2 separate regions of the Homo sapiens genome follow, and region 1 is linked to region 2. The links are chromatin contacts, found by Hi-C or POLR2A ChIA-PET in ENCODE. All regions are on one chromosome and are shown on one strand. Each heading gives the region's core, a stretch centred on a gene start or an enhancer-like site at or near the end of the contact. The rest is flanking DNA. Distances are from core to core; before and after follow the strand shown.

Evidence for each region. Hi-C counts contacts between places; a loop is a spot of excess contacts on that map. ChIA-PET counts read pairs that join two places held with the same protein, here RNA polymerase II (POLR2A). Pooled maps may share reads with other maps.
Region 1: a pooled map shows a loop between it and region 2 (2.1-fold over the local background). The contact joins two enhancer-like sites. A Hi-C loop is called at or near these places in 2 of 50 pooled maps. POLR2A ChIA-PET finds 5 or more read pairs at or near these places in 3 of 52 experiments (PC-9, Panc1 and activated CD8-positive, alpha-beta T cell).

Annotation. Positions count from the first base shown.
Region 1 is chr1:22,411,022-22,417,377 of GRCh38, forward strand. It overlaps LOC105376856 (a long non-coding RNA gene), which reads right to left. Exons shown (of 3, transcript XR_947058.2): 3 at 5,310-5,949. Among named protein-coding and RNA genes, the nearest start is that of ZBTB40, 38 kb to the right of the region's middle. RefSeq lists an enhancer at 6,209-6,356. Within about 2 kb of position 3,435, at least 9 of the 41 ENCODE cell types and tissues checked have a DNase peak (open chromatin) inside an H3K27ac peak, as active enhancers do.
Region 2 is chr1:22,294,707-22,300,743 of GRCh38, forward strand. No RefSeq gene overlaps it. Among named protein-coding and RNA genes, the nearest start is that of MIR4418, 31 kb to the left of the region's middle. RefSeq lists an enhancer at 2,586-3,085. Within about 2 kb of position 1,898, at least 2 of the 41 ENCODE cell types and tissues checked have a DNase peak (open chromatin) inside an H3K27ac peak, as active enhancers do.

The sequences.
Region 1 (6,356 bases), core at 2,185-4,684, 120 kb after region 2:
CAATCCAGTGATTTCTATTCGCAACGTTGTGCAACCATCACTACTAATTCCAGAACATTTCATCATCTCCAAAAGAATCCTGTATCCTTTAGCAATCATCCCTCATTCTTTCCTCCCCTCAGCCCCCGGCCGCCACTAATCTCCTTTCTGTCTCTATGGATTTGCCTGTTTTGACAAATGGAATCATGCAATGCGTGGTCTTTTGTGTCTGGTTTTTTTCACTTAGCATAGTGTTTGCAAGGTTCGGCCATGGTGAGGCACGTGTCAGTGCCTCATTACTTTTCACAGCTGTATACTATTTTGTTGCATGGATATGCCACAGTTTGTTTACCCATTCATGTAGGATTCTTTTTAGTTGACACAGGGCCAGGGCCGGGGCTTCAGGTGTTCTCACGGAGGGAGAGGCTAGAGCAGAACCAAGAGGAAGGGCTTCATCTAAACAGGGGAGGTGTGTGCAGCCTGAACGGATCTGTCTCCGGCTCCGCTTACTCTCAAAGTGCCTGAAGGCATTTCAGAGAGTTCCTGGATTCTGAGAATCGGAAATTATTGCTACCTAGACTCTGAGCTTTCCATCACCTCTGCCTCAAACTCAAGCTGACTATGGGCATAGGGCCTTCTTGGAGGTTGGAGTCAGTGGACAGAGTTGAGCCAGGCACATAGAAGTGATTAATAAATACGTGGATGGATAAATGGATGGATTGAATAGATGGATGATTGCATGGAGGGATGCAAGGGTTCATGTGGAAAAATGGATGGATGGATGGATGGATGGATGGATGGATGGATGGATGAATGGATGGATAGATGGATGAATGGATGGATGGGTGGATGAATGGATGGATGGGTGGCTGAATGGATGGATGGGTGGATGAATGGATGGATGGGTGGCTGAATGGGTGGGTGGGTGGATGGATGGACAGAATGGATAGATGGAAGACTGGATGAATAAATTGGCACACAGAGCTGGCAATATATTCTTGCCAAGGCCCACTTTGTTTGTTTGTTCTGAGACAGTGTCTTGCTCTGTCACCTAGGCTGGAGTGCAGTGGTGCAAACACGGCTCACTGCAGCCTCTGCGTCCTGGGTTCAAGCAAGCCTCCTGCCTCAGCCTACCATGTAGCTGAGACCACAGACATTCACCACCATGCCTGGCTAATTTTTTTGTTTGTTTGTTTGTTTGTAGAGATAGGGTCTCACCATGTTGACCAGGCTGGACTCAAACTCCTGGACTCAAGTGATCCTCCCACCTCAGCCTGCCAAAGAGCTGGGATTACAGGCATTAGCCATCGCACCTGGCCTGCCAAGGCCCACTTTATGCATGGGAGAAAGATAAATTTTTTACCTAGAGGGAAATCCTAGCACAAGGCATCCTTGAGTCAAAAGACCTATCATTTAAGTACTAACTCTTAAACAGGCGTAGGAAGGATCACATCTTAAATCTTTAGAGTTTCAAATCAAATGATCTAGCTGTGTTTAGCACACTGAAGGTGCTTACGACATAGTTGGAAGTGAATGGATGAATAAATGAATGCCTTGAACAAATGAACAAACCTACTTCCCACCCAATTTGTGAATTAGGAAAGCGACATCCATTTTAGAAATGAGGAGAGTGACACCTAAAGTCACCCGGCAGATCAGGGTCAGGCTGTGGTACGGAATCCAGGCCAACTGGAAGTCCAGCATTCTTTTCCCCATACCAGGCAGTTTCCCGGTTCCTGATCTCAGCAGGGACATGTCATGTAAACCAGACGAGTCATTTCCAGGCCTTGTGTTTTGTATTCTCCTACCTAGGACAAGAAGGTCACTGAAGTGACCACATGTCTATTTGATGTTTGTTTGAGACTGGGGTGTGTGTGTGTGTGTGTGTGTGTGTGTGTGTGTGTGTGTCTTTGAATGAGAGAGAAAAAGAGAGAAAAAAAGAGACAGAGAGAGAGAGAATGCATACATTCTCACGAATGGAAAGGCAAATACATCTTGTCAGCAGCTTCCACCTTCCCGTGGTGCAGCTGTAACATGTCAGGTGTATTGGGGCACCCGAGATAAGCTGGTTTTGACATGCTGCAGATGCCTTCCTACCTCCCAGGGAGGCTGTGACCACCCCATGTGACAGAGACAATGACATTCAACATCTGGGTAGCAGCTTATGTGAGGTCATGACTCAGTGCCCAGCACATGGCAAGTACCCAGTGAGTGGTGGCTGCTTTCATTACTTAATAGCAATCTCCCTGGCCCAGACCTTCTTACCAGGCTCATACTTTCCAGCACACTGAACTGGGATCAGGAGGTCTAATTCTACTCCCAGCTCTGACATCCACTTTCTGTGGGACCCTGGATGTCTAACCTCCCCGGGCCTCCATCTCCTCATCTGTAGAACGGAGAAAATCATACCCTCCTCACAGGGCTGCTGGGAAGACAACCAGAGAGACAGGCTATGGGGGCACTTTGCATGCTATAGACAAGGGGCAGCAAACTACCAGGGACAAATCCAGCATGCCACTTTGTAAATAAAGTTTTGTTGGAATGCATCCACCCTCATCCACATACGTATTGTCTGTGGCTGCTTTCACACAACGGTAACAGAGCCAAATAGTTGCAACAGAGACTAAAGGTCTGCAGAGTCTAAAATATTTAGTATCTAGCCCTTTAAGGAAAAATTTAGCTGCTCCTGCTATTGAGCGATTATTCCCAGGTGTTAGCAGCCTTCCTCCTTCCTCTTCCCTGGGAGATGCTCACTCTCAGGCCCTCCCCAAAGGCTGGTGCAAGGCCTGGGTATCTCCTCTTTGACAAGGTTTCCTGGTGACTCTGATGAAGAAAGGCCCTTGGTCCAGACTGCAAAACACACCAGGGTAGTGGACTCAGACAGACTTGAGATCAAATCCCCGTTCTATCACTTCCCACCTGTGTGACTGCAGACAAGTTGCTTAACCTCTCTGAGCCTCAATGTACTTATCTACAAAATGTGGACAACAATGCCTATCCCTTAGAGCTCCTGGGAAGATTAAATGAGACAATGTCTATAAAGGGCTCAGTCAGGCCTGACACAGGATGGGTGCCTGGTAATTGACAGGTTTTTCTTCCTGCATCCCTAAACTAATTTAGTCCCTGGGTATGCTGCATCTTCTCAGTTCTCCCAGAACCCTCCTAGCTTCTCCCTTTCTGCCCCACTGTGGCCTCTTAGGGGGACTCTGCCCCCCATCTTTGTTGAAGGTCCTTCTTCCCCAGCAGGGAGAGGTACATTTGCTGAGAGGCAGCGCTGGGGAGCTGGTCTGATAGAGCCTGGAGTCCTCGGCCCATTTCTGACACTGAAACACCAGCTCCGTGTTTACACAAGGACTCTCATAATATTTGCTTTCTGTGGCCATTATTTGTCCAGGGGCTGACGTCAGATGAAGACAAGCAACTCCCCACTAGCGCTTTCAAAGCACAAGGTCAGCACCTCCCTGTCCCCGCTCCACTGTCCCATCCCCTGGCTCCTTGTCTCAGTTTTCTAAACTAACCACACTCCAGGCTTTGGGTGACTTAGCAAATGTGTTGGCGTGGGACCAGCAGAAAGGCAGATTCTGGTCCCAGCCTGTCGCTAACTAGCTGGGCGACCTTGGGAGGGTCTGGGTCCTCTCCCTGGGCCTCAGTTGCCTCCTCTGTGCCCTGGGAGGGTCGCTTCCAGCGCCACAATTCCATGACTGTGGAACTTCAAGAACCCCCCAGGCTGGGAGATTCCAGCACCCACTGTCACTCTCCTTCCCCACCCCTCCACCCTTCTCAAGCTGCCTAAGAGTGGGAGGAAAGTGAACAGAAATTGTGAAAACAAAGCCACACTTCGACTTAACTACAACCCTGCCGACAGCACAATCTTTCATCAAGATAGAAAATAAGAAGTGAAAAAAGCTACAAGGCTTCAACTGGGCATTTTAACATGGAGGTATGTCCTCCAGCACAGCAAATACCCTGCACCCTGACCAGGGTGGGGAGCCTGTGAATGGACATAAGTCCAGCCTCTTCCACCCATCTGCCACTCATATGAGAAGGTTGCCGGGTGCCGTGGCTCATGCCTGTAATCCTAGCAATTTAGGAGGCCAAGGCGGCCAGATCGCCTGAGAGAGGTCAGGAGTTCGAGACCAGCCTGGCCAACATGGTGAAACGCCATCTCTACTAAAAACACAAAAATTAGCCAGGTGTGGTGGTGTGCGCCTGTAGTCCCAGCTACTGGGAAGGCTGAGGCAGGAGAATCACTTGAACCTAGGAGGCAGAGGTTGCAGTGAGCCGAGATTGCACCACTGCACTCCAGCCTGGGCAACAGAGTGAGACTCCATCTCAAAAAAAAAAAAAAAAAAAAAAGAGGTAAAGAGGTCAAGCTGCAGGTAAAGCCACCTATGTCACAGGGCCAGCTCTGCTTCCCAGGGAGGGGGAAGAATCATGCGTATAAGTCCAAGGGGAGAAAAAAAAATGGCAAAACCAATCCAGGGAGTTACTGACCCCACTGAAATGTGGATCCATACCAAAGACATACGGGTCCACACCTCCAAAGGACTAAATAAAGGACACTCAGCTGAAACCTCAGCCCGAGGGACTTTAGTAGGTCACATCAAACCCTTTCCTGACTTGGCATGGGCCAGTGCGGGACAGTCCAGTAGTTTAAGCAAGTCTATGGAGCCAAACAGACCTGGGTCTGAATTCCGGTAAGGCCACCCAGTGGCTGGGTGACCCAGGGGGAGCTATGGCGCCTCTCTGAGCCTGGGTTTTCCCAGCTATGAAATGGAGATGATAATAATTCATACCTCTTGGGGCTGTTGTGAGAACGTAAGGAACAGTTCAGTGCCTATGCCAGTTTGAAGGTCATACGGGGCCCTAGCCAAATGATCTTCTCCTTGGGTTACTGGATGATTCTTCAAGGGTGATAACCATCAAGACCTACTCTGGCGGATCAGGCACGGTGGCTCATGCCTGTAATCCCAGCACTTTGGGAAGCAGAGGCGGGCAGATCATCTGGGGTCAGGAGTTTGAGACCAGCCTGGTCAACATGGTGAAACCCTCTCTCTACTAACAATATAAAAATTAGCCAGGTGAGATGGCTCATGCCTGTAATTCCAGCACTTTTTGAGGCCTAGGCAGGTGGATCATTTGAGTTTAGGAGTTTGAGACCAGCCTGGCCAACATGGTGAAACCCCATCTCTACTAAAAATACAAAAATTAGCTGGGTGTGGTGGTGTGCACCTGTAATCCCAGCTACTCGGCAAGGCTGAGGCAGGAGAATTCCTTGAACCCAGGAGGCAGAGGTTGCAGTGAGCTAAGATTGCACCATTGCACACTCCAGCCTGGGCAACAGAGCAAGACTCCATCAAAAAATAAATAAATAAATAAAACCCACTCTGGCATGGAGAACATCTGAGTTCTTTGAAGCACTCACATGTACATTCTCATTTGTAGCACTTCTCACAACAGTGCCATAAGGTGGGTCACTCTCCACAGTCTGCAGATACAAAAACTGAGGATCGAACAGACAAAGCCATTTGTCCAGAGCTCACCACAAGCCCTCGCCCTGAAGCCCAGGACTTTGACTCCTAGTCATTGCTCTGGCACCTCCTTCCACAGGCTCAGATCCTACTGACCCCATGTGGCCTCGGTGGGTCCAGCTGTGTCCAGAGGCCTCCCAGACACTGGCTCCAGGCCTCTCAATTTCTCTCCAGCCTCAAAAGGAGGTTCAGACAGCGGAGGTGAGCTCAGCCAGAAGTGTGAGGAGACAGCGCCCTCCAGTGGCCTCTGCGCAGCAGCGAGGGAAGCCGAAGGAGGGGGTGGGGCACTTCGATGTCACAAGGGCTGCAGCCCCGAGGAGAGGGACAGAGATCAGGGGCACATTCGACTCCTGTCCTCACCGGTCCAGCCCCTTGACACCTCCAATACTCCTTCTGTCCCAGGACTCTTAGAATCACACCATTCCAATCTGGAAAGAAACTGAAACGCCACCTAAATGAATATTCTCTTTGCACAAAGATGATTGAATCCAGGGTGGAGACAGATCATCCAAGGTCATGTGAGGAGTCAGGGTGGAATGGATTCAGAGCTCAGGTCCCCTACCTGCCCCTTCAGCCCCAGCAGGAAGTTCATGGAGGTTGGATTCACCAGCCCTGCACCTCCCCGCTCCCCATTTTTCTCCTCTGCCTTCAGGGCTGCCAGGCACACCAGGTAGAGTGGGAGGGGCTGAGGCAGAAGAATGATGGTGATGGGCTCTCCAACTCTTGATGGCTGTGTGACCTGGTGCAGGTTACTTAACCTCTCTGTGCCCCAGTTTCCCCCTCTGTGAAATGAAATTGAATCCTCAATGCCATAGGATTACTGTAAGGACTAAATAATGCATAAAG
Region 2 (6,037 bases), core at 648-3,147:
ACAATCTCGGCTCACTGCAACCTCCGCCTTTTGGGTTCAAGCGATTCTCATCCCTCAGCCTCCTGAGAAGCTGGGATTCCCGGTGCGTAACACTGCGCCTGGTTAATTTTTTGTATTTTAGTAGAGATGGGGTTTCATCATGTTGGCCAGGCTGGTCTCGAACTCCTGACTTCAAGTGATCTGCCCACCTTGGCCTCCCAAAATGCTGGGATTACAAGTGTGAGTCACCATGCCTGGCCATAAACGTGTTTTAAAAGCACTAAATTGGCTGGGCATGGTGGCTCCCACCTATAATCCCAGCACTTTGGGAGGCCAAGGCAGGCAGATCAGTGAAGGTCAAGAGGTCAAGACCATCCTGGCCAACATGGTAAAACCCCATCTCTACTAAAAATATAAAAATTAGCCACATATGGTGGTGCACACCTGTAATCCCAACTACATGGGAGGCTGAGGCATAAGAATTGCTTAAACCCGGGAGGTTGCAGTGAGCTAAGATTGTGCCACTGCACTACAGCCTGGACCACAAAGCAAGACTGTCTCAAAAACAAACAAACAAACCAAATAGAGCACTAAGTTAATGGTAATATTGTTATTCAGCAACAGAGAACTCATACATTTGAGAGTGCATTAGAGCAAAACCACAGTGGGCTGGCAGAGCTATAAACTCCTCACACCAGCCAATGTGGCATCATGGGGATACTGTTAGTGAAGTGGTTTTACTAAACAACAACAGCAGCTTACGATTATTGAATGCTTGCCACGGTCCTTGCTCTATGCCAAGCCCTTTACATGTTTTATTTCATTTAGTCTTTGACATAACCCTATGAACAACAACTATTACCCCACTTGTCACTTGGGAGGGCAAAGGGTTTTGATTTTGAGATGACCTCCTCATCAGCAAGGGACTTGGCCAACTCCCCTTTGACCTGTCTAAAGACAAACACATTTCATCACTGCAAATGCTAGCTTTTTTTGTTTAATAAACATTTTATCCTGAAAAACATTTAGAGTTACAGAAAAGTTGTAAAGATAGTACAGAGAGTTCTTGTATACCTTTCACTCCATTCCTCTTAATGTGAGCATCTTGCTTTACCATGGAACATTTCTCAAAACTAAGACATCATCGTCGGTACATTACTCTTAACTAAACTATAGATTATTCAGGTTTCACCCGTTTTTCGATGAATGCCCTTTTGCCATTCCAGGATTCAATTCAGGATCCCACGTTGCATTTAGCAAGCATGGATTTTTTCTTCCCCAGACCCAAGCCAGTCTGGTCTCACACGACGAGTGCGTGGCCCTCTGTTGCCATGTGTTGACCCTAATCCTTGCAAAAGAACAACTCTGGCATCACCGAATTAAGGGCATGTTTGCTTTTTTCCTGAGCAAGGAAAGAATGTCCCACATTGGCTAAGAATGCCTTGGTCTGAACCATTTGGGAGGTTGACTGACGTCAACCCTCCAATAATTTTGCTCTGGTACCCACATTTTTGAAATTTCTGAAACAGAGGGAGGAGATGCCAGGTCATCACTCAACACACACTGTCTCACAGTTCCGGAGGCTGGAAGTCCAAGGTCAAGGTGTCAGCATGGTCGGTTCCTTCTGAGGACTGTGAGGGAGAATCTTCCAGACTCTCTCCTAGAGAGAGAAGGAGGGTCCCCTGGAGGTCATCTAGCTCCTCTCATCCCTTCTTCCCACCAAACATTGACTGAGTATCTCAGCATCTCCGTTGTCAGTTATAGGACTCCCCTAGTCAAAAAAGACAAAAGGCACCCAAGCTGATCTAGAGGAAAAATAAAGGGAGACCTTTTAGGGGACTCAGTTCACATCAAAGTCCAAGTGAGGGAGAACTTTCCAGGCTCTGATGGTTTCCTGGCAATGTTTGGCATTTCCTGGATTGTAGAAGCACCACCCCCATCTCTGTCTTTATTTTCACATGGCATTCTCCACATGTGCATGTCTCTGTGCCCAAAATCTCCCCGATTTATAAGGACACCAGTCACATTGGATTAGCCACCCTATTCCAGGATGACCTCATCTTAACTAAGTACATCTGCAACAACCTTATTCCTAGATTAGGAAATTCTGAGGTGCTGAGGGTTAAGACTTCAACATATGAATTTGGGTGTGGTGGGGAAACACAACGGAACACATGATACTATCTGTGGTTTCTCCCTGTGGCTTGGGCTTCCCACAGCAGGTGGCTGGGCCCCTAGAGGGAGCACCCCAGGGCGGGTGTCCCGAGAAGGACAGTTGGGGCTGCAAGGCTTCTGACCTCCCCTCCGAAATCACACAGCATCATTTCTGCTGTGTTCTGTTGGTTAAAAGTGAGTCACGGAGCCTGTGCAGGTCCAGGGGAGGGGCCCCACAAGGGTGTGAATTCTGGGAGGTGTGCTGGGAGCTGGCTTTGGAACCAGTTACCCCAGGTTCACGGCAGGCTAACATCCCGAATCCCAGATTAAAGCATGTTCTGTTCCCTGAGTTTTGTCCCTCTGGTTAGCTCCCAGGGGTAGTTGCTCAATAAACTGTTGTGGCCTGGAATTTTATCGTGAAGGGATCTGTTCCATCAGCAGGAAAGTGCCAGGCCCCACTGCTTCTCCAGTGTGCTCCCTGCCTCTTTTCCTTGGGAACCCAAGGCTGGCAGGGGCCAAGTCCTAGGACCGGAAGGACCCGAAGCTGGAACACAATGGGCTGCTTTTTCCTGCCCACACACCTGGGCCTGGCACTCAGGGGGAAAATTGCCCCAGGCAGGCGGTCTTGCCAGACTTAGAAAGAAGGAGACCGAACTTGAAATGTTTTCTAAATCCTCCAAATGGAGCTTCTGCAGCACCGGCACCAGCTTCCCCCATCCCCACCCCGGGAGAGAGGAAAAGCAGGGAGAGGAAGAGAAGGAGTAGGTTTCCAGTCTGTTTATATTTCAGGCTATTTTGAAACCCCCTGAAGGCACTCACACACAGGGGCACATTTAAATGCACCAGGAAGTGCTCCCGGAATGGAAACTGGAGTCGGCGGAACTCTGGGGCACTGCACTGCCTGCTCTGTTCTGCTGTCCTTCAAACAACCAACAATTCAGCCCCTTCAATGCCCAACTCAAAGCCTCTCTCACCGGAAGGGCTTCTGGAGGTCATCTAGCTCCTCCCATACCCCCTTCTCACCAAACATTTACTGAGCTTCTCAGCATCTTCATTGTCAGTTACAGGACTCTTTGGTCCACAAGGAATAGAGGAAAGGCACCCAAGTTGATCTAGATGAAAACTAAAGGGGGATTTTTTAAGGGGCTTAATTTACATCAAAATCCAAGGAGAGTTTGGCTTCAGGTATGGTTGAATCCAGCTGTTCCAACCATATCATCAAAGATGGGTCTCTGAACATCCCTCAGCTCTGCTCCCTCCATGGTAGCCTCATTCTCAGTATTATAAGGAGGCAAGGTGCCTGCCAGCAGCCCCAGACCCTTATCAAGTCCCTCAGAAGACCTTGGGATGTGAGTTCCCATTGGCCAGGATTAGTCACATGCACTGCTATCCTTACCAGCTGGGAGTGGAGTCAACTCCACCCGAAGCTCAGAGGTCCCTCTCCCACCCAACCCTTATACCCAGACACCAGGCAGCAAGAAAACATGGTACCCATGCTCTCTGCTTATACCCCTCTAGTGATGGAGGACTCTTCAGCCTAGGGGCATCCCTGTCCTCTGATAATTTTATTCAGATTTCTATAATATTTCTTACCATACTTCAGTGCAATTTATTTGTTTGCCTATACCCCTTATTGTACTCCTTGGTTTCTGTGTCTTCAGCACAAGGCCCCCACAGAACAGGTGCTCAACAGACGTTTATCAAATGAAGGATTAATATCTTCCATTACTAAGCACATATGCTGTGCCAGGTGTTTGATGCATATTATCTCATTTGATCCTCGTGACCACTCTCTTAGCTAAAGAGCATCGTCCTGTTTTTATATGTGAAGAAACAGGTTCAGACAGGTTAAGAAGTCACCTTACCAAGGTCATCCAAGAAGAAGGCAGTGGAGCCAGGATTTAAGCCCAGATATTTTTGACTTTAACTTGATATGGAGGTGGGAGAAGCTGGGAAAGAAGGGAAGAGGACAGGAAAGAAGAAGAAGAGCCGAGAGGGTAGTGGAGGAAAAGAGAGGACAGAGGAAGAGGAATGGGAGGAAGCTTTGAATGTTAAAATTTCTTCCTCTGATGGCTATTATTATTATTTTTTTAAAGACACCGTCTTGTTATATTTCCCAGGTTGGATTAGAACTCTTGCTCAAACTCCTGAAGTTTGAGTGGTCCTTCTGCCTTCTGCCACAGCTACTGAGCTGGGAACACAGGTGCACACCACTGCGCCCAGCTGGATGGTTGTTCTTTCTTTCTTTATTTTTTTTTGAGATGGAGTCTTACTCTGTTCACCCAGACTGGAGTGCACTGGCCCGATCTCGGCTCTCTGCAACCTCCACCTCCTGGGTTCAAGTGATTCTCCTGCCTCAGCCAAACCAGTAGCTGGGATTACAGGTACATGTCACCACACCCGGCTAATTTTTTTTTTTTTTTTTAAGTAGAGATGTAGTTTTACCATGTTGGCCAGGCTGGTCTCAAACTCCTGGCCTCAGGTAATCCACTCGCCTTGGCCTCCCAAAGTGCTGGGATTATAAGTGTGAGTCACTGCGCTCGGCCTGGATGGTTATTCTTAATTTGCTTTTTGGTCACTGACTCCTTAAAGAATCTGATCCAAGTTAGCACATTTTGGTGTGGCAATGCACCAAAGTACCGCATGCATGAGACTATTAAATTGAAGTAAATGTCATCCATATACTGACATAGCACATTAAGAGTATTAAGTTCAGTAAATGAAGAAAAAAGATGATATAATTTTATTTGGGGTACAGTTTGAAAATAATTTCAGCTTGGGAATTTCGTGGTGGGGTAAACTGCTTATCTTTTCAGTACTGTTTTTGTTTAAAAGCCTCAAATCATTTTGTGCAACACTTGCAGAGAATTAAAAAAAAAAAAGACTCAAATCTCTGGGTCACCAGAGTCCCTCATTTTAATAAATGATTTTCTGTTATGCTTGATAATGGCATTAATAGAATAAGAAGGGAGAAATAGAAGACCAAAACTGGTGACCAAGGATTACACCTGGCTGGTCTACAGTGTCCCCAGTTCATGTCATTATCATTGGATTTGCTTTTTAAATTCAGAATAGGTGTTGGGTTGGAGGGTGGGCTCTTTGTCTTCATTGCTGTGATGTTTGGAAAATAAAACAACTGTGGAAAATAGGATGGAGGCCAACAACCTCCTAGTACCAAAACCTGGCAGAGATACAACAGGAAAAGAAAACTTCAGGCCAATATCTGTGATGAACATCAGTGCAAAAATCCTCACCAAAATACTGGCAAACTGAATCCCACAGCACATCAAAAAGCTCATCAACCACGATCAAGTAGGTTTTATCCCTGGGATGCAAGGTTGGTTCAACATATGCCAATCAATAAATGTGATTCCTTACATAAACAGAGCTAAAGACAAAACCACATGATAATCTCAGTAGATGCAGAAAAGGCTTTTGATCAAATTCAACATCCATTCATGTTAAAAACTCTCAATAAACTAAGTATTAAAGAAACATACCTCAAAATAATAAGAGCCATATATGATAATTCCACAGCCAACATCATAATGAATGGGCAAAAGCTGGAAGCATTTCCCTTGAAAACTGGCACAGAACAAAGATGCCCTCTCTCACCACTCCTATTCAACATGGTATTGGAAGTCCTGGCCAGGGCAATCAGGCAAGAGAAAGAAAGGGCATCAACACCACTGAAAGAAATAGATAGGAAGAGAGAAAGTCAAACTATCCTTGTTTGCAGATGACATGATCCTATAGCTTGGAAAATCCCACAGTCTCAGTCCAAAAGCTTCTTAAGGTGATAAACAATTTCAGGAAAGCATCAGGATACAAAATCAATGTGCAAAAATCACTAGCATTCCTATACAGCAACAACAGTCAAGCAGAGAGCCAAATCAGGAATGCA